Linked DNA regions of Homo sapiens: region 2 is linked to region 1. A link is a loop called in an ENCODE intact Hi-C map of the cell type or tissue named here. Cell type or tissue: endothelial cell of umbilical vein. All regions are shown on one strand. Links, peaks and the distances in the headings refer to the core of each region. The heading gives the core; the rest is flanking DNA.

Evidence for each region. Peaks named below come from ENCODE experiments on the same cell type or tissue, not always from the same donor. Only the 100,000 strongest peaks of a DNase experiment are listed, where the experiment ranks them.
Region 2: a loop joins it to region 1, with 9 times the contacts of the local background. A loop is called at or near these places in 2 of 110 quality-filtered maps.

Annotation. Positions count from the first base shown.
Region 1 is chr10:120,731,500-120,742,608 of GRCh38, reverse strand. The region is part of intron 2 of LINC02930 (long intergenic non-protein coding RNA 2930); the gene reads right to left. Among named protein-coding and RNA genes, the nearest start is that of WDR11-DT, 110 kb to the left of the region's middle. In endothelial cell of umbilical vein, for the core only: a CTCF peak has its summit at 6,624 (motif pointing right); DNase peaks (open chromatin) are centred at 6,648, 7,718 and 9,498; H3K27ac peaks cover 2,192 bases.
Region 2 is chr10:120,608,038-120,619,146 of GRCh38, reverse strand. LINC02930 (long intergenic non-protein coding RNA 2930) reads right to left here and starts at 10,565. Exons shown (of 5, transcript XR_002957103.2): 1 at 10,374-10,565. In endothelial cell of umbilical vein, for the core only: no CTCF peak of the experiment used is centred there; DNase peaks (open chromatin) are centred at 5,726 and 6,146; H3K27ac peaks cover 3,049 bases.

The sequences.
Region 1 (11,109 bases), core at 1,886-9,885:
GTGGTAATGCAAGTGATAGGGAGTGGCTGGAAATGTAGACGAAGCTTCCCTTGCTCTCTTGTTGCTCACCTCCTGGTGCAGCCTGGTTCCTAACAGGCCACGGACTGGTACTGGTCCATGGCCTGGGGGTTGGGGACCCCTGTTCTAGGTAGGGGGGCCAGTGTGGAGGGAGGAGACCCAGGGGCTGGTGCAGGGTGTGTGGAGACAGAGTTGCAGGAGGTGATGTTGCAGAGGTAAGATGGGGGTGATAGTCACACGAGGACTTATACCCAGGCCTTCTGACTCCATGTCCAGAATTATTTTTACTGTGTAGCCCAGAAGAAACCATAAGGAATGCTATGCAGCAAGAAATAGTTATTAGAGCTAAAAATAGACTAAGTCAAAGGTATACCCTGGGCCATCTATTCATCAACATGAGAAAGTTGTGATGCTATTTCAATTGTCATGATTTTCACATCCCATCAGGTTAAAGAGATCTGTGCACTGTGGACAAGACACAGATTGCTCTGGGTAACTTTTCATGAGCATAACCTGGACTCAGCATGTATATTCCCCTGTAGTGAAAAATCAGGTTCAATCTTAAGAGAAACGTTGGAAATATTTTGAAATTTCCCCATCAGTCATTTGAATACCATTATTGAGACCTTCCATTTCTACCCTGTGCATTACTGCTCTGAACGAATTCTTCTCTACTGCGGAAGACAGAGGGAACCATAGTTTAATGAGAGCCCCAAATTTTGATATCAGTAACCCTTCTTTGAGTCTCATTTCCCTTAGGGAAAGAGTCTGAAGGTACAGAACTTGCTTTTTGATAATGATAACAAGTTGGGAGGAAGATTCTAGCTCAAAATGACAGGATGATGTGCATGTTTGCTGGAGAGAAATGCCTTTATGCACAGCCCCTGAAGGGAGGGACAGACAGGCAGGCTCACTCAGGAGCTGATACCTGGTGTGATCACTGCCTCCGTGCTGATTCCCCCTGCTGCCTGAGCAGGCTGGGTCCTGCCACCGCACAGCATGTCTTTAAACAAACATTTGCACACGGCGCCATTGCCCTCAGAATCGACTTGGAAATTCATGAGAGTCCTAAGTGCCAACTGTGGCACACAAACTCCAAGCTGCTTTGTTGGAAAGGGAAGTTCATAGAACAAGATAAAAACAGAATGGGGATAATTTTTAAACTTCTTTCTCATCTACAGAAAACTTACAACCTTCACAATGATGTAAAAGTGTAATTTTTTCTTTGGGAGACATGGACTTTGAACATGGGTTTGAATCCTGGCTCTTCCTTTATTAGCTTATGACCTTGGACACATTTCTAACTTCTCTGTGGGTCTGTTTCCTCATCTTTACCTTGTAGGACTTTTGTGAAAATTAAATGGGATAAAGTTCACAATATGCCTAGCCAGGAGTCTGGCACAGAGAAGGTGATCAATGACCATTATTACTATAGGCCCTTAAAAATCAGTTATATTAAAATGAATAACTTGAATAACTTCTTGGCCCATAAGTGCTAACTATAAAAATGGTAATTTTTCCCCTTAAGCTTTCGTTTCTACCTGCCAGAATCTAGACCAGAGCATCAGGAAGAGGTAGTGGCTATGACGTAAAGTAAGTGTCTTATATTATGTTGAAATACTAATATAAACCATGTGCCCTTACTTTCCCACAAAAGGGCAAACTTCTCATTTATAGTCCAACAAGATAATTTAGTATCTGGCAGCAAGAGGCACATTCCACCCCTGAACATGATGGTTTGCCTTTACAAACATGATCTGATTTCCAAATTGGGGCAGAGGGAGCAAGACATGATAGCAGCTTTCAATTTTAAATAATACTTCTTTCTCTAAAAAATTTTTTTGTAAAGTTGGTTCTATGTTTCCCAGGTTGATCTCAAATTCTCAGCATCAAGCTATCCTCCTATCTCAGCCTCCCAAAGTTCTGGGATTACAGGCATGAGCCACCATGTATGGCCTTAAATAATATTTCCTAGCTAATAGGAAATTTTTTAGTGTATATAAAAGTTCCTAGGAATCATAAAAAAAGGACAAAACACCAAATTTAAAAATGGGCCAAAGACTTTCACAAGTATCTCATGAAAGAAGATATCAGATGGCTAAAAAGCATATAAACATGCTCAATAGCATTACTTAATAGGAAAAATAAATTAAAATCTCAACCAGATAGAACTACACACCCACCAGAATGGTTAAGCTTACAAAGACAATATCAGATGCTGACAAGGATGTGGACCAACTGGAACATTTGCACACATTGCTGACGGGAGTGTAATTTGGTCTGATCACTGTAGAAAATTGTTTGACGTTTGACACTAAAGCTAAACATTACTTATTACTCAGCTATCCCATTCCTAAGTATAGGCCTACGAGAAGTGAATGTATATGATGACAAACATCAGTTCACGGAATCATGCACATGCTAAAAGTCATTGAGTTGTACACTTAAGAAAGCACGATGGCTCACATCTGTAATCCTAGCACTTTGGGAGGCTGAGGCGGGCGGATCACTTGAGGTCAGGAATTTGAAACCAGCCTGGCCAACAAACCCTGTCTCTACGAAAAATACAAAAAGTTAGCCAGGCATGGTGGGAGGTGCCTGTAATCCCAGCTACTTGGGAGGCTAAGGCAGGAGAATTGCTTGAACCCAGCAGGCAGAGGTTGCAGTGAGCCAAGATTGCACCACTGCACTCCAGCCTGGGCTACAGAGCGAGACTCTGTCTCAAAACAAACAAACAAACAAACAAACAAAACAAACAAAAAGAATGGTATAACTTACTTCATGTAGGTTATACCCTGCCTGATTAAAATAAAAAGAGGTGAAGGGAGGTGTCTTTCCATGAGGAAAGACGGAATGACATGGAAAATGTTCAGGCAGAGTATGGGTAACTATCAGGAATGGTTCACAGAAGACTGCATTAGGATGAAAGGATCCACATTGGGCTCCTCACCTTGGTAAAATCTGTAGAGATCATTTAGATTAGAAATGTGCTTCCATGCTGGGCAGTTTGTAATACAGAACTCTAGAGAGAGGAAAATGGAGTCAGAGATTTCTGTCTTGTAATGGTCTAAAACAGGACTTTTTAACAAGGCACTAGATTTTAAATCTGTTTTCACACTCATTGCTTTTACCTCAGTGGAAGGTGCTTATATGAGGGGACCCCTTTGGCACCTGTCATGATCCCATGAGTCCTGCCTACAGGGATGTTATTTCTGCATCCCAGTTGAGACTGTCCAACCTCTCCAAATAAGGAGCAGGACAGTATGGTGGTTACGAGCAGGGCGGGTTGTGATCTTGAACAGAAGCATAGTTGTTAAGAGGGCAGAGCTGACATTGACTCCCTGGGTTGAAATCCTCTTTGTCCTAGAACAAGTTATTCAACCCTTCTAAGTTTTATATGTCAAATGGGAATAGTGGATTACATGAAATAATACACACCAGGGCCAGGCATACAGTAAGTACCTAGGGGCAACATCACTCCCCCAGGGGATAAAAATTGTTTCTTGGGGGTGAAAATCTTAGAGATTACAATAGTTTGTGGCCCTCTAAAAGGCCACAGCACATAGAGAGCTCTATGGTGTATCTGTGGTATCACAAGGAGGGGTGGTTAGATAAACAATGTCTTAAGAGACTCCATAGGGAGGTGATAATGGAATAAGGGTTGGTCATCACTGGATCGGAGCCTCCCGACTAAGGTGTAGCTTCATTCCCTGTCTGACTCAGAGCCCTCGTCCTGCTCCCATTCCTCCTGCAGGCAAGGCTATAGGCAGCTTGATGGCTAATGAGTTTGCTGGGTCAGTCTCCAGGTTTTACATCTCTCTTTGTTTCTTCTTTCATGAGCCAGTGATCCATGAGCCACTAGAAAATGCACTTACTTCAAACCTGATGAATTGTAGCTTTCCTAGGATTTATTTCTAGTCCTTCCCCCACATCCTTCACTTTCTCTTGTATTAAGTTCTTTAGCTTGTACCTTTTCAATTTGTTTTTTCCCCTCTCCAGAACCTTCTGTTTGATTGTTCTTAAAATTGGCCTTAACAACAAAACAAATGGAGAGAGGCCCCCAGACCAGAGCTCTGTGAAGTCTAGGAAGTTCTTCAACTCTTACTTCTCCAGGATGCTACAGGAATCAGCAAGAGGAGATCAAGTGAATTTAGAGATACAAGCTTTTCCCAAAGCATGGCCCCCGGGAAGACCACCTTGAGTCAGAAAAATGGAAATCAAACAGTACCTGGAAGTCCTGAAGGGTAGAGATCTTACTGGACAAAACCCTCTGCCCTTTCTTAGGTAGGAAAACATAGGTTTTGTATAGAGTTACAAACCTGCTATCCACCAGAGCACTCAGGACTGTGGCTCGCAATTTACGTGCTGGCTTGCAGCTTCATTGCCCTATGTGTTGCCTTCTGTAATGTATTTTTCCTGGTTACCTAATAACTCACATTTATCTAAACACCATAGCATCTCTGAGGCTCTGACTCATCTCCTTATTTGGAAGATGCTAGCTATCTCCCCATACTGGTATTTTAAAATCCAGCATTAATTACAGTAATTCCTTCTACTCATCCATACAGGCACATGCAGAAAGAAGTGAAAAGTTATTTGTTTCTTTTTTCCTTCATAAAGAGCCTAAAGAAATGTGTTAATTAACTACAAAGTTAGCCAAGATTGGATTTCATTTTTTTGATTTTATAGATGGCCTCAGTGCAAAAATATCCGGCTACCGAGAATAGTGAATAAATAAAACGAAATGTGGCATGCCTAAATATTCAGAGTGGGAGAGTTCTCCTTCTCATTGTGTGTGTGTGTGAGTCAAAAACCCAAAAAAGGTGGGAGAAGTGGCAGAACTAGAACCATCATCCATTAGTTCTTAGTCTCAAAGATTCAAGTGGCAGGGCAACAGCTAAATTCTGGAATGATGCAGTGAGTTCTTTGTAGGCCATATATGAAGTGTGCACAGAAATACTCATTTCTGCAGAAAGTAATAGCTACCATCAACTTAGCACCAGCAATGCGCTAGGCTCGTGGCCAGGCACTTTGTATGAACTACCCCACCGAATTGCAACTACATTGCATGGGGGATAGGTTATGTTCTGATCCCTGCTTCTCAGGTGAGGAAACTGAGGCTGAGAGAGGTTAAGGATGGCCCCACGGGCAGCAGAGGTGGGATGGGTCTTAACCACAAAGCTACCAAGCCTCACGGAGCTAGACTGCAGTTAACAGTTGATGATCCAAGGACAGGGCTGATGGACATGACAGTATTGTCTTCTCCCTCTCTGGCCTTGCACAAACTTTATCCTGTCCCTCTGCTCTGGCACAGGGAGAATGGCACAACCTTGCTGAATAGATGCCCACATCGCTGGTGGTTTTTAGCCCAAGCAGTGCTTCAGTACAATTTGAGATACTTTTGATTTTCTTCTTATTCCCTTCCTTTCTGTCTCCAAGCCCCTGACGGTGTGCCACTCCACTCCTCCTGGGCAGATCCTTTTCTCATTAAGAAAACAGAGCTAGCCAGGCATGGTGGCTCACACCTGTAATCCCAGCACTTTGGGAGGCTGAGGCTGGTGGATCATTTGAGGTCAGGAGTTCGAGACCAGTATGGCCAACATGGTGAAACCCTGTCTCTACTAAAAATACAAAAAAAATTATCTGGGCATGGTGGTGGGCACCTGTACTCCCAGCTTCTCGGGAGGCTGAGACAGGAGAATCACGACCTGGGAGGTAGAGGTTGCAGTGAGCTGAGATTGCACCACTGCACTCCAGCCTGGGCAACAGGGTGAGACTCCAAAAAAAAAAGAAAGAAAGAAGGAAGGAATGAAAGAAAGAAAGGAAGGAAGGAAGGGAGGAAGAAAGGAAGGGAGGGAGGAAGGAAGGGAGGGAGGTAGGGAGGAAAGGAGGGAGGGAGGAGCTGATCAGGCAGGGGCTCAGGGGCTCTCCCTCCTGGCTGCTCCACACCTGCCATGTGCCGGGTGTCAGGATGCAGTGGTGCCAGACTGGCCTGCAGACTGCCTGTAGCCATGTCCCACTTCCCACGGGTCATGTTGCTGCATCCCCCAGCCCTCCCCATCACCAACTCTGTGTCTGATTCAGGCCATGTCTGTGTCTTGGCTGGGCCACCGTCACACCCATCATCCAGGTGTCCTGCCTCTGGCCTCACATTGCTCGACACCAAGCTACCTTTTTGCATCTCAGCCCTGACCCATCACTTTACTGCTGACATTCCAGTGTCCCCTAAATGCCAAACCTCAAACATTTTAGCTGTGACAACGACAAGTGTCACAATCTGGCCAAGCCACCTTTTCTGTCCCTTTGCCCACACCTGTCCTTTTGCCCACACCTGTTGGTATGTTCTGGCTCCTCCCCTGAGACCCAGTTTAAATTGTCTTTAGCAAATAGAGAGTATCTTATTTTATAGAAGAGGATGAGATGGAAACTAGCTTTACACAGACGAAAGGATTTCAAAAAAGCTTCAGACTTACATTACCAAAAATGATGAATTATTTCCCTGGAGGAAGAAACATAGTGGATACTTACCGTGAAATAATCAGTACTCAGAATATTGCAAGTGTCTCTGAGTACTAGAGCGACTTTAATAATCTGAAAATGCTCCTTCTGACCACTAGATGGCACATCTAAAATACCAGGCAAATGGCACACCTCCTTAATTCAAAGCAGGTATTATTACTACAATTACTACCACAGTTTATTTATAATGGTTGTAGTATTTGTCCACACACCACTTACTATAATGCAAACACTACTCATGGTTATGAATATTCAGAGGATGAAGTTTGTTATGCAATCGGATGTCAGGTATCCCCAGGCATCTGCAGTGGTCCCAAAACGCTTTGGGATCAGTTTCATGGAAGATAATTTTTCCATGGATGACGGGGAATGCTTTTGGGATGAAACTGTTCCACCTCCGATCATCAGGCATTAGATTATCATAAGAAGCGTGCAACTTAGATCCCTAGCATGTGCAGTTCACAATAGGGTTCCCGCTCTTAGGAGAATCTAATGCTGCTGCTGATTGACAGGAGGCAGAGCTCAGGCAGTAATGCTCACTGGCCTACTGCTGACCTTCTGCTGTGTGGCCAGGTCCCTAGCAGGCCACGGACTGGTATGGGTCCTTGGCCTGGTGTTGGGGACCCCTGATCTATAGGATCAATATTAAGCTCTGAGCCCAAAGTACATCCACCCTCTCCACTGAACCCATCCCAATACCTTTGGTCCTGAAAGATACTTTTTTCTAGTTCACATAAACAAATAGCTCTCAACCTGCAAATGCCCAGAGTTTAACCAACTTTTCTAACTAGGCCCAAACAAGCAACTTGGAACCAAAAATGTCTCTGTTTCCTACCACTTAGGAGCAAATGACTGATTTTGACATTCCTTGGGTCTCTTCTCTGACCCTGTTCTCCTCCCGCCTCTGTCCCAATTAGTACCTCAAGGCCTTTGCTTTTAGGGAAGCCAATAAACACTCAAACTGGTGCATGCAAAATTATTTTTACTGCATGTTAAAGAGTAATTATGAAACAATACGCACATGATGTTCCCACATAAAAATCTTTTAAAGCGATAATGAGACTATTTCTTTGTAGGTGGAGATGTATATTTGACTCACTTCCATGAATTCTGGTCTAATCGTATCTTATTTCCTTCATTTTGTTTTAGTGCTTGGAAGAGCTCCATCGAAATTCACTCTTATCTTCAGCCTCAGCACTGAGCTGCATTACATAAACATGAGTTGCTTCTTTATGACCATTTGAGAAGAGTAAAGAATCATTTCCTTTTTTAAGGCAAACACGGTCCATTGTAGAAACTTCATACATTAAATAAGCCAGGTTTGCAAACATCTGCCCAAAGACACCCAATAGAGAAGCCCTATGCATATAGCAGATTATTGAAGGACATTCTCAGCCAAGTCATCAAGTTTCTTCAGTCATTTCAGACCTGAAATTCACAGTGAAGTCCATCCATCACCACCAAGTCTTGCCATCTGCCCTTGGAGGGTCACAAAGGAGATCCATGTATTTAGCTGCTAATAACTTATTTTTTTTCTTCAAGACTCAATTTAGATGTCACTTCTTCCGGGAAGTCTTCTATGAATTTCCTTCCCAGATCAATTACCTAGCACTACGTTTAACGCAATGGATTATAATGATGTGTTTATGAGGCTGCTTAACCTACTAAGGGCAAGGATTGTACGTTATTCATTCTATTACCCATCATAATGCCTGGCACATAGAAAAAAGAAAAGTGAATGAATGAATGAATGGATGAATGAATCAATCAAAGTATGAATCAAAGCATGAATGTAAACTGTACATTTCCTGGGAGAAAGAGAGAAAGGGTCTCCATTTTTATGAGTTAGGACATTTCCCAACGTTGTATTGGTCAGGGTTCTCTAAGGGGACAGAACAGAACTAATAGGATATCTATCTATCTATCTATTTATCTATCTATCTGAAGGAGAGTAGTAGTATATTATATATATATATATTTATATATATTTATATACATATTTATATATTTATATATATTTTTATATATATTTATATATTTATATATATTTATATATATATTTATATATTTATATATATATTTATATATTTATATATATTTATATATATATTTATATATTTATATATATTTATATATATATTTATATATTTATATATATTTATATATATATTTATATATTTATATATATTTATATATATATTTATATATTTATATATATTTATATATATATTTATATATTTATATTTATATATATTTATATATTTATATATATTTATATATATTTATATATTTATATATATTTATATATATTTATATATTTATATATATTTATATATATTTATATATTTATATATATTTATATATATTTATATATTTATATATATTTATATATATTTATATATATTTATATATATTTATATATTTTTATATATTTATATATATTTATATATATATTTATATATTTATATATATTTATATATATTTATATATATATTTATATATTTTTATATTTATATATGTATAATTTATATATATTTTTATATATTTATATATTTATATATATTTATATATATTTATATATTTATATATTGGTATATATATTTATATATATTTATATATTTATATATTTATATATATTTATATATTTATATATATTTATATATATTTATATATATATTTATATATACTTATATATATTTATATATATTTATATATATTTATATATATTTATATATATTTATACATATTTATATATATTTATATATATTTTTATATATATTTATATATATGAAGGGAAGTAATAGAATATATATATATATATATACACACATACACACACACACACACACACATATATATATAAAGGGTAGTTTATTAGGAGAGTTGACTCACATGATCACAAGGTGAGATCCCACAATAGGGCATCTGCAAGCTGAGGAGCAAGGAATCCAGACTGAGTCTCAAAACCTCTAACATAGGGAAGCTGATGGTGCAGCCTTCAGTCTGGCTGAAAGCCCGAGAGCCCCTAGCAAATCACTGGTGTAAGTCCAAGAATCCAAAAGCTGAAGAACTTAAGAGTATCCAACATGGAGGAAAGATGAAGGGCAGAAGACACGGCAAATCTCTCTCCTTCCACTTTCTTCTGCCTACTTTATTTTAGCCACGCTGGCAGCTGATTAGATGGTGCCCACTCAGCTTGGGGGTGGGTCTGCCTCTCCCAGTCCACTGACTCAAATGTTAATCTCCTTTGTCAGCACCCTCACAGACACACCCAGGAACAAATACTTTGCATCCTTCAATCCAATCAAGTTGACACTCAATATTAATCATCGTGCTTGTTTTCAAGGCTGATTCATGTACTTGTAGGTTAAAAAAACTGTTGGATTCCACATATATTACAAGCAATAACCAAGTGATTTGGTCATTTTAATTAACAACTGTGTAAAACAAGTAAAAATCATTTTGTAAAATATCAAACATTAATAAATGGCACAATTTATGGCAGTTTGATTTACAAAATTCTCTCAAATATGATATTTCTTTGCTTCTCTGAACACCCATCTTGAATGGGTTAGATTGGGAATCATTTTATAGATGAAATAATAGAAACTTGGAGAAGTCAACTGACTTGAGTTAGTGAAGGCTGATTCAGGACAAGATTTTCTGATTCCAAAGCCACTGTCCATCCTATAACACCATCAAGCTCATTCCCCTCACCTCTATATCATAAACCTGCTGGCTGTTTGACTAGTTTGGCCAGTGGATTGGATGATTTAATCAATTAACGTGTTAGTCATAGACAAAGAAACCTGTTCCTCTCCAAGCTCAGCCATTTACTAGCTGTTTGACATCTGACTTTGAATGAGTCATGGAAATATTGTCCAAGCCTTCAGTTTCCTGAAGTTGGGGTTAAAGAATAAAGTCAATAAAAGAAAATATACTTTTTAACTCTCAGTTGGTTAGAGTTCAGCATCCTCCTCCTTATCATTATTATAACAACAATAACTACCCTTTCTTCTGTTCTGATTGCATACCTATACTGTTCTTAGTACTGGACATTAAGAACTCATTCACTTCCGTAACACCTAAAGTAGGTACTCTCCTTATTCTCATTTTACAGATGCAGAAACTGAGGCATAACAAAGTTAAGCAACTCAATATGGTTAAATATCTAGTCAGTAGATGGGGAAGGATTCAAATTAAGGTAGTTTTGCATCAGAGTCCGTGCATTATTACATAGAAAGCACCTAGCCCAGTGCTTGGCACAGCAAAGCTCAGTAAACATAGTTTTTATTGTTAAATATTGCTAAATGCAAATCCTACCAGTTTATTGGGGGAGGGCCTATACCATTCTCATACTCAATGCAAAGGAGGCATCAAGTTCATCTATCTGGAAAGATGAGAACTGTGGGGATCTCCTGGTGGCTGAGCCCTCATCCAAGTATGCCCAAGCCAAAAGCCACAGTGTACATTTAATGTAATAATTCCTGCCACCATGTGCAAAGCCTTGAAAGCAATTAGTTCATACCCAGCTATTATTAAGAAGTTATTTTTGTAATAAAAATATGTCTT
Region 2 (11,109 bases), core at 1,240-9,239, 120 kb after region 1:
ATTTAGAATGTGGCCCTGGACCCAGCAGCATCAGCATCACCTGGGAACTTGTAAGAAATACAGATTCCCAGGCCCTACCCTACCCTCCAGCTACTGATTCAGAATCTGCATTTTAATGAGATTCCCCGGGGGATCTGTGTGCACATGAAATTTAGAGAAGCACAGATGTAATCTGTTCTTTCTTTCCTTCCTTCTTTGGTGTTTCTTTCAAAGAAAGGGAAACACCTCTCTCCCCACTGCTTTAAATACAGGTGGCAATTAGTCACATATTCTTCCCAGCAACATTATGCATTGTGGATTTGTGATGTTACCCTGAGCCTTCTTCAGTTGGTCATCATTCATCTGCTAAGTTCTCTATTCCCCCCTTGTAGCTAAGAGGAAAACTGTGCTATCACCTTTCCTTTCTCGCCTGACAAGGGTGACTCCAACCAAAGGAGTAAAGGAGTATCTCCCAGAGATGCTAAGTCTTTTTTTTTTTCCACTAATAAGATTAGCCACATAGTTTTCTGCTTTGAAGTCTTTTAAGAAATTCTCTCTCTCTCACACACACACACATACACACACACACAGTTTTCTTTTTTCATTCCAACATAAATATTAATCCCAACCTATTGATGTCCATATAGTACTTTGGAATTATTACTCAAAAGAACTTAGAAGATAAGAAAAACACTTTCGTTCTGGTTATTGGAATATCCTTTAAAACACACTAAGTGTAAACCCAAGACTATGGACTGCCCATCATGAGCTAAAGCCAGCCATCAAATGTATTTTATTTAGCCCCTACAGTGTTTCCTTAAAAAGTTTAAGAGTCAATACCTAAGAATTGAGAGTACTTAAAAGCCAGATTACTGGCATCTCTTGAAAACTCAGAAGCTCTGGTGATGCTGGGTGCACATTTCAGTGTGGCCTCAGGGAGTCTGAGGCAAGGGGCTGCTGACGCTTTAGAAGATTCATCACTCATTGTCACGGCCCACCTTACCTACCACTGTACTCATTTACATGACCTGCTTGGGCCTGGCAAGCCAGACACAGCAAAGTAGATGGCACCAATGGGCAATACAATATGTTCCTGACCTCTCTCCCTGCAGGCCCTAGTGCTGAAATGCATCTTGGAACTGCTCTGTTGAATAGCACTTGGGGGACATTCCACTCCCTCTCTCCCTGTACACAGCCAGACCCTGTGTATTGTTGTTCTCCATTCCTGTTGTTCCCCTTCAGTCAATCTTGCATCAATAACCTTATTTTTACAAATGAAGAAACTGAAGTTTTCTGGATCTTCAGGAATAGTACATAAGATTACTGTCAGATGAGCCTGTCTTTGAATCTCAATGCTACCATCTGCTAGCTCTGTGATCTCAGAGGGGCTTCTAAACCATATGAGATACTATTTCCTTTAAAAGGAGGATGTTAAATGTACCTACCTCATGGAGTTGTTATAAGAATTAAATGAGTTAATACATATAAGGTGCATACCATCAATAAGTACTCAATAAATGTAGCTATTGTTATAGCTCAGAGAAATTAAATGGCTTGTCCAAGGTCATGCAATTATTAAATGAGGGAGCTGATATTTAAACTCTAGACTGCCCATACTCTTTAACTTATGTTCATTCTACTAAGCCACACTGTTTTAACCCTATATTAGAAAGTAGAAGGCTTTATTCCAACTGGAAAAAAATACTTACAAGGCACCTAGTATGTGCAAGGCCTTATAGACATAGATGAACCTTTAAAAATTATTTAAAATCTTACTAATAAGTTAGTATTTTATCCTTATCATTACATTTCTTCTACTTATTTTTGGCTCTTGGTTCTGTATCTTAAGTTGAAAACAAATAATTGATTTTATATCTTTCTTCTTTTTAAATGTAAATATTTAAAACTATAAATTTCCCTCTAAATATTGCTTTAGCTTTCTACTAAAAATTTTGATATGATGTGTTTTTACTTTCATTCATTTTAAAGTGTTTCTATTTTTCTTATGATTTCTTCTGTGACTCATGGGTTATGTAGAGGTGTATTTCTAAATTTGCAAATATTTGAAAAATGTTTAGATATGTTTTATTAGTAATCTCTAAGTTAATTATATTTTGGTCAGAGAACATACTCCATGATTTTGATTATTTTAGACTTATTAAGATTTCTTTTATGGCCCAGCATATAGTCTATCTTGGCAAATGTCCCATGTGCACTTGAAAAGGATGTGTATTATACTATTGTTGGGTTGAGTATTTTATAAATGTCAATTGAGTCAGTTGATTGACAGTGTTATTCAAATCTCCTTTATCCAATATTCATACCTAATTTTGTTTTCGGTCAATTTGTTCTATAAATTATTTAAAGAGGAGTGTTAAAATCTCCAGTTATAGTTGTGGCTCTATTTCTCCATTCAGTTCTATCGCCTTTGCTTAATGTGTTTTAAACTTGTTGTTAGGTGCATATATATTTAAGATTGGCATGTCTTTCTAGTGAATTAACTCTTTCATCATTGGTCTATTTAACATGACCACTTCGGTTTTCTCATGATTAATATTTACATATATATTTTACAGACCTTATTATTAACCTATCTGCCTTTATATTTAAAGTGAATTTCTTAAAGGCAGCATATAGTTGAGTTTTATATTTTCATCCACTCTGACAATCTCTGCCTTTTAGTTGGAATATTTAGGCCATTTACATTTAATGTAATTATTGACATGGTTGGGTTTAAATATACCATCTTGTTTTTCTTTTTTGTCCTTTTTTCTACCCACTTTTGGATTGAGTATTTTTAGCATTTCATTTTACCTCCTCTATTAGTTTATTATCTTTAGCCCTTTTCTAAGGTGATTGCTCTAAGATGTATAATATATGTCTTTAACTCATCACAGGATGCTCAACATTACACTACTTCAAGTATAACCTAAGAACTGTGTATTCTTATACCCCAATTCCAGTATTGTTGTTTTATCATTTCTCCTATGTCATAAAGCCACAATATATATGTTTATACACAATATATAATATATATCTATACACAAAGCAACTTAAAATGGGCCATATATTTAAATGCAAAAGCAAAAACCAAAACTTCTAAGGAAAAACAACATATAATAAAGAGTATGTTAGGAAAGACAATTTTTTTTTGACAAAACACAAAAAACACTAACCATAAAGGACAAAAAAATGAAAAGCTGCACTTTATCAAAATTAAAAATGTCTGTTTTTTGAAGGAAACTGTTAAGAAAATGAAAAGTCAAATGACAGACTGGGAAAGAGTATTTGCAATACCTATTTATGAAATAGGACATGTAACCAAAATATATAGAGAACTCCTACAATTCAATAATAAGAAAAGAAACAACACAACTAAAAACTGGTAAAATATTGAAAACACCCACACACAGAAGAATGGCCAGTAGACATATGAGAATACAGTCAATATAACTGGTCATCGGGGAAGTACAAATTAACAACACAATGATATACCAATACCTACCCACTAGGAGAACTAAAATTTAAAAAGACTGTCAAGATAAAGTGTTGCTAAGGATGTGCGGCAACTTGAATTCTCATACGTTGCTAGTAGGAATGTGAAATGATACAGTTTGCAAACTGTTTGGAAGTTTTTTCCTTTTTATAAGGCCAACACTATACTTCTGCTATGACCAACAATTCTACTCTATTTTTCAAAGAGAAATAAAAACATACTTCAACAAAAATCTTAAAAACAAACATTCATAGTAGCTTCATTTATAGTAGCCAAAACCTAGAAACTTCTCAATGTCCACAAACAGGCGAAGGAGAACTGTTTATATATTCATACAATGGAATACACTCAACCATAAAAAGTAATAGCAATAAAATAACTGATAATATACACAACAACCAAGATCATCCTAGTAGACATGTTGAGCAAAAGAAGTCACACATAAAAGAATGTATGCCTTTAATTGTATTTATATGAAATTCTAGAACCAGCAAAACTTATGATGGTGATAGAAATTGGATCATTGGTTGGCTGTGGGACACAGATTAACTCTGAAGGAGTGCATGTGACTTTCTGAAGAGATAAAAATGTTCTATGTTGGAGTAGCAGTTAGACAGCTGTATATATTTGTCAAGACTCATCAAATTGTATACTTAAAATCTGTGCATTTCATTGGTATAAATTATACTTCAATAAAGTTGATTTAATAAATTCTCCTCCCATTGGGACAGCCTAGAGCAAGAATATAACTGCCAAAGAAAAGACAGATGCAAATGAGTCATGCTGAAAAAGCATACAGCCCCAGCAGCCTCAGCCAGCCCCTTCCAGCAAGCAGCTAGCATCCTGCAGGGCATATTAGAACAGGGCAACATCTTTCAAAGAAATAAAGTGACTGAAAACTCATGGTGTTAGAGGATATACTTTGAGCAATAGAGTAAGTGCAAAGGCAACATCTCAACCCTCAGTCACAAGGGCCCTGAGAAACAAAGTGGGTATTTCACAGAGGCAGTGTGGATGGCTGATGATGGATTAGGGGCATACAGGTGTCTCCATTGTTCTGGGGAAAAAGAAGAGTCCAGCAAGACCAAACTATTCCTTTAGCTACAAAAGTTGAGAATTTTGTTGTTGTTGTTGTTGGTGGTGGTGGTGGTGTGTGACATGTGTGTGAATGTGTGCATGTGCATTTTAACCAACTTCTTAGGATGGAAAATCTGGAGTCAGAAATTAGAATCACGCAGAGCCTTCATAGCCAGTTAACCTGCGTCTAGTTTTCCTTCAAGAGTTCAGGTTCAGACATTCTCCTGGTATCTCTATGATGTCTTTAGTCAAGAGCAAACATGTAGATACAGCATTTGGGTGGACCCTATGAGGCTTATTAAATCAAAATTCTGAAAGTCAGAATTGCTAAAATCAAATTAACTGCTACAGATGTTATCTTCATAAGGTTTCTTTCTGGGTGGAATACAAAATATTAAGCAAAATTCTGGGATCTTTTCTGTTTCTTCTGTGGTTTCAAACTCAGGACAGTTATATTTTTGAACCACATTAGCTGAGTATCAGACCTTGTGAAAATACAGGCATTATCCCCATGAACAGGGAAAAGCTTTGGCAAGCTTTCTTAATGTGAAGATGCTATAACGTTCTTTAATCAGCCTTGAGAATTGCAAATACAACCTAGAGATGGAACCAGGACTTACCTTCCTCAGAAAGATCAAAGGAATCCAGCATTTGTAGCTGAAACTGCAAACAACTAATAGTCATCATACAATTCCATTTGACTGTAATTAATATTTATTACTTTTACTGCTTCATGACTTTTCCTCAGGCTTGTTTTAATCCTTTCAGCAAACTTCCCTTTATTCTCCTCCATCAAACAATTTTCAAGTTCCTGCCCCAGCTTACATAGAGAGAATGACACTTCAGTGGCCCACCCACTTAAGAATAAGCCTCAAGAACAAAATATATGCTGGCAAGAAGCCATACATCCAAGTAAGCATCCTGGCACACATGATATAACAAGCCTAGAGGGGAGATAGGCTGGAGCTGAGCTTGAAGGCTAAAAAAGCTGATGGAGAAGTCAAGTAGGATCTTCCTGAATGGGGGACTGGGGAAGGAGTTAGCTAAGAAAAGCAATGGAGCTAGGGTTGAGGGTGTTCACTAGCCATAGACAATTGCTTGCTTGGCATAATTTGACAAGTCTCATCTAACACCAGTCATTCCTATTGTCCTTCCCTGCTGCATAAAGATATCATTATTCATTTGAATCATGTCTAGGCTAAGGATCCAGGATCTTGGGAGGAAATTACACAGTCCATATTCATTTACTAGATCAAGATTAGCAACTGTCGTCATCCCTCAAAAAAAGGAGGAGGGAGAGGGTCAGGAAAAATAACTAATGGGTACTAGGCTTAATACCTGGGTGATGAAACAACCTGTCCAACAAACCTCCACGACACAAGTTTACCTATATAACAAACCTGCACGTGTAGCCTGAACTTAAAATAAAAGTTTAAAATAAAAAAGAATAAAAGACTGCTTCAAAACAACAAATAAACAAAAGTAAGTCTGGGTCAAGGATGAGTCAGTATTGATAATGGGAAAGGGAAGAAGTGTTTAAGCCCAGCTTAGAGGGTTATCGGTGTGAGAGTCCTAGACAGGGAAAGCCAGGCCATGCCCAGACTACACGTCTCTATTATTCTTCCCCATGGTGGACTTATTTATATGAATGTCTTGCCACTGAGTTACAATCTCCTCTCCAACCCCAACCTCCAGGTCCTGTTTCTATTCAACTATGTAATGTTTGATGAATTGTTGGCAGCAGAAACAGTGCAACATGTGTATGCAAAGACTAGGAAATGAAGAACTTCCATTTCTGGCCATGACAGAGTAGCTGGAAGCTGATATATTTTCCCATCATAAATTACTAGAAAACTAAATAGAATATATAAAACTGCTTTCAGGCATTGGACAACAGGTAGCATTAAGAACATAGTCCCTGAGAGAAGATAAATAACAAGGTGAGCCCCACAACCACTCCAGATTTCTGCCTGGAGGCACCTTCCAGACCTCAGTGCCCAAAGCGATGCCAAGGAGAACACAGCAGTCTTTGTGAATTGACAAGACAGGGATCATAGTTTAGAGAGACTGAGGCAGCTTTGTGAGGTAGTATACTGGAGAGGAAAAAAACGTACAAAGAAAAAGCTCCAGAAATCTGCATGGGTGTCTCTATGGGTCTCTGACTGAAAACTGAGCTGTGTATTTTCAGAGTAAAACTCCATAGAACTGGTCAAAGAACTGCTACCTGTAAGCTGTGAGCTGAGCAATTCCCAGAGCTCACGCAGGGATGCAAGATAGTTTAGCTCCAACCAGCCAGAGTAGAGAGACCTGGTTAAAATCCCAGAGCATTTAGTAGAGACTTCATGAGGGCCATGCCATTGTACTAGCCCTACAGACTACTTTAGGACCACTCTAATAAAGCTTAAAAACAAACCTCAAAAACAAAACAAAACAAAAACAATTTGATGCTCAAATAACAACTTTCTGCCAGAGCAAAGTCTAACTCTCTTTAAAGGATGACAACAAAATCCAAATACTCAACAAAGTAAAATTTACAGTGTTCAGCACCCAGATAAAAATTACTGTACAGGCCAAGAAACAAGAAATGATAGTCTATACAACCAGGAGAAAAATTAGGCTATAGAAACAGAGACTCAAAACCAAAATCCTTAGGTATATTTTTGTCTCTTTTTCAAATTCTTCTTCTCAATTAGCAATTGATTTTACCCCTGTCAAACTCTATAAATATGAAGTCACTCATGTTTATTTCTCACTTAATGTGCTTAACAGCTAATTAACAAGATGTTTACAGAAAGTCCTTAGAGACCAGTAGACGGTCTCTGCCTTGGAAAAACCAAAGGCTGGGCTTGCTTGGATGAGAGGAGAAAAGCTTCTCACCCATGACACATGAAAATAACTAATACTTGATGAATTCCTCCCAGGGACTTAAGGTGCCCATCTCCTTTCCAGCCCGTATGAACTTTTTGAAAGTGTATCTCATCCTCACTTCCCCAACCCACACCTATAGTGATTTCAAAGTAAAAAAGTAAGAAAACCAAATAGCAAATATTGACAAGCTCCCAGAAGAAAGTAGAGAAATGCAAAATTGAGACTCTTACTTGGATCATGCCTTGGTTTTCTCTAGTATGCCTGGGGAGTTATGCCAAATTATTTCCTTGGCTTTAATAAGCACATTAAAAAGTGACCCAACATTCTATAACTATGATTTTATAAATAGCTACCTAGGACAACCTGAAGAAAGTGGCCGTCACCATGTCCATAGAATATATTGCCCCAAGAACAGGTGGAAGGAGAAAATGTTTTCCATCAGAACCTTTAAACAGTAGCTTAGATTTTGCTTAGCTTCCTAATAAATGTGATTAATGCAAATGTAAGCCTTTATTTTAAATGTAATCATCTCTGCCCCTGCACACAAGGCTCTTTACATGGAGAGTTAGGTGCCAAAGCAACTCTAACCATAAGAAGGAAGCTTGTTCATTCTCAGAATATGCTGAAGCTCACTGAATTGCAGAACTATACAATAGCTCCAAATGTTATTATGCCCATATGTCCAGGAGTTTAAGTGGCTTCTGCAGTGCCTCTTACTCATGTCATTGTGTGGGTGGCAGTGTTCTGGCCAACAATGACCATGGGATTGAGCATCTTGTATAATCATCTTACTAGGTTCTGAGAGTTATCCAGAACTGACAGCACAGGGCTGCTTACAGATGCTAATTAGAAGGGCAGCTCAAGTTATTTCCTAGATAATGAGGGGAAGTGTTTGTGATTTAACTTCTACCTACTATTGTTCCCTGTGGAGTTTTTGGAGGGAAGTAATTGCCTCATTGCTGCAAAGTGTTAACTTGGTTTGTGCTTTGTTCTTGCTGCCATAGCTTTTTCCTCCTCTGAACTCTGCATGAGTCTAAGGGTTATTTGTTCCCAGTGGCTTCAGATTCTTCCAGGTATTCTATTAAGATGACTGCTTAATTTCCAAGAGTCGAATGTGAAACATAGAATCTCAGTAGTTAGTCTAACATTTTCCTCAATGTTTAAATTCCCTTGTCAACGTACCCTATATGTGTTTGGTCTCTGCTGGAAAGTCTCCAGACAAGAAACTCACTACTCACTGGCAAGCCCATTTCTCTATTAAGAAAGTTCTTAAAACTGAACCAAAGTCTCTTTCCTACTCATTGGTTCTAATCCTTCCTCTGCCATGCAAGAAATAAGCCTACTCAGTTTCGTATATCATAGCTCTTGATGTGTTATACTCTGCTCAAACCCAGCAGCCACTCCCAACGACCTGTCAAATCCCGAGTGTCCTTTTCTCTAGCCAACGATGCTGCAATAGAATTCTGACTCTCTGGGTTTCTTTTTCTTTTTTGCTCTCATTATTTCTCTGATTAAGAGAAATTTTCCTCCATTCTTCCTTCCTTCCTCTTATTTTCTTCTTTCCTTCCTCCCGCCTCCCTTTCCCTATCTCTCTCTTCCTGTTACAAAACATATACAATTTAAAAACATTGTTCAGAAACACCATCACATGCCTCCACAAGTCTCTGCAGTCTCTTTGGTAGTACTAGACCCAGATCTGGTCCTCATAAGCATTGCTTTCTTGCTCCATAAAAAGAAAATCTCAGGTCCTATTTGTCTGTGAAATCATGGTAAAAAGTTATCTTTGGGGTCTTATTTTTCCCAGAATGCCAATACTGGTCTACTGAACCTAGACCTCATCTTTCCATTTCGTGACACAACTGCTTTCTTCTGAGCACAAAATGGAGCTGAGAGTCAAGACAATTACGCGATTACATTCAGATGACAAACTTTTTGGTCTTAGCATTTGATAGAAGAAAAAATATTTTATTAACATAAAACTTGCTGATGGGTATCCAAAGCCTCCACTTCATCACACACAGTGCAGACATGGCCTTTGAGTGCACACCAAGCTTAGTAACCTCCTTGCTCACTAAACTGTGGTGCTTCTCTTTTCACAAACATAAGCTGGGATCTTAGCAATTCCCCATCTGTCCACAGGTGAATATGTTATTTGAGAGAGGAGGCAGCTGCTACAACTCTTCATGGAAAACCAACATTGTAATTGCAAAAATAATTTGCAAATGATATTTCATGTGTTGCATTATTGCTTGTGATACTGATGGTTTATTAACCTACTTTCTTCTTATTTCTATGGGAAAACACAAAGACCTCATTTTTCCCTCAGATCACGTCAAAGTTAGGATGGATTTAAATGTACATTTATTTATTTATATACAGATATTCAGATAAGTTGGACAGCCACATCCCTACATTTTCTAAAATGACATAATGGGCATCAATAACAGGGTAAAATTGTGGCTCTGAGCCATCAGACAGAAACTGACGTTGCAGCCCAGCTGTGTGTACACAAACACTCAGGCTGATGAAGGAAGGCCACGGAATTCAAACCAGCACATCTTGCTGCTTTGCATTCAGCCTGCATCACCCGGGACAGAAAAACAGTGTGCTAATGAGAGAAAAAGTTGAACAACATAGAGTTCCTCTTTACAGGTTCCTAACATTATCTGGACAAACTGAGTGTTAGAGCTGGCCCGAGGGCTGATGGTGAGCAAGGGAACCGTCCAGGAGCAAATGAAACTGTCACGAAGGAAATGCCAGGCTCAGATAGACCCCACTCAGGAGGAAGGAAACCAGTGAGAAGGGAGGAAGGGGACCCCATCTCTGTTTCAGGACTTGGACTCATGGTTACTGTCCCTTGCTAAGAGCAATGTCCATTCTGTTCAGTCACGTGGGATGCAAACTCTAAACAAACCTTGATGAAGAGGAAAAGAGAATGCATTGGCTCAAGTACCTGAAAAGCCCAGGGCAGGGCTGGTTTCGGGCTTGGCTGGATTCAGAACCCAAGTGATTTCAGGAGTTCACTCCCTCCATGTTTTGCCTCTGATTCCTCTGCCTGGGATCCACCCAGAAGCACCTTCTGCAGTAAGATTGCTGGAGCTGTCCAGGTTCCCCATTCCATCCTCACAGCAACTCTAGCCAAAAGAGAGTTTCTCTTTTTCAGTGGTTTCCATTGAAACCATAGAACTGAGTCTCAGTAGCTCTGATTGGTCAGCTGTGGGCCACATGTTCATCCCTTAACCAATCACTATGGTCAGAGAGATATGGTATTCTCATTGGCCAGGCAGGGTCACATGCTCATCTCTGAAGCTGAGGTGGGGTCAGCCCCACATTGATCACTTGAACAGGGGAAGACTGAATCGTTATCAAAGAAGAGTTGAATTCTATCAAGGGGCCAGGAGTGTAGGACAGCAAACAAAAACAGGTAACCACCTCAGGTTAAAAAACTGCCTGAAGGGAGGGGTCACGGTTTACAGATGGCAAGGAAATCCTAGATACAATGCTAAATAGTGGCTTCATTAGTCATCATCCCACTTGTATCCATGCAGGCTAACAGATTCTGTCATGGATTAGGGCTCTGCTCTTACCAGCCATCATTCTGACCATGCCCACTGTTGAGGACTATGGCTCCCAAGTTGGTCTTGCCATGAGATTTTAAAAGCATGAAATTATCAAGGACAATTAGAATG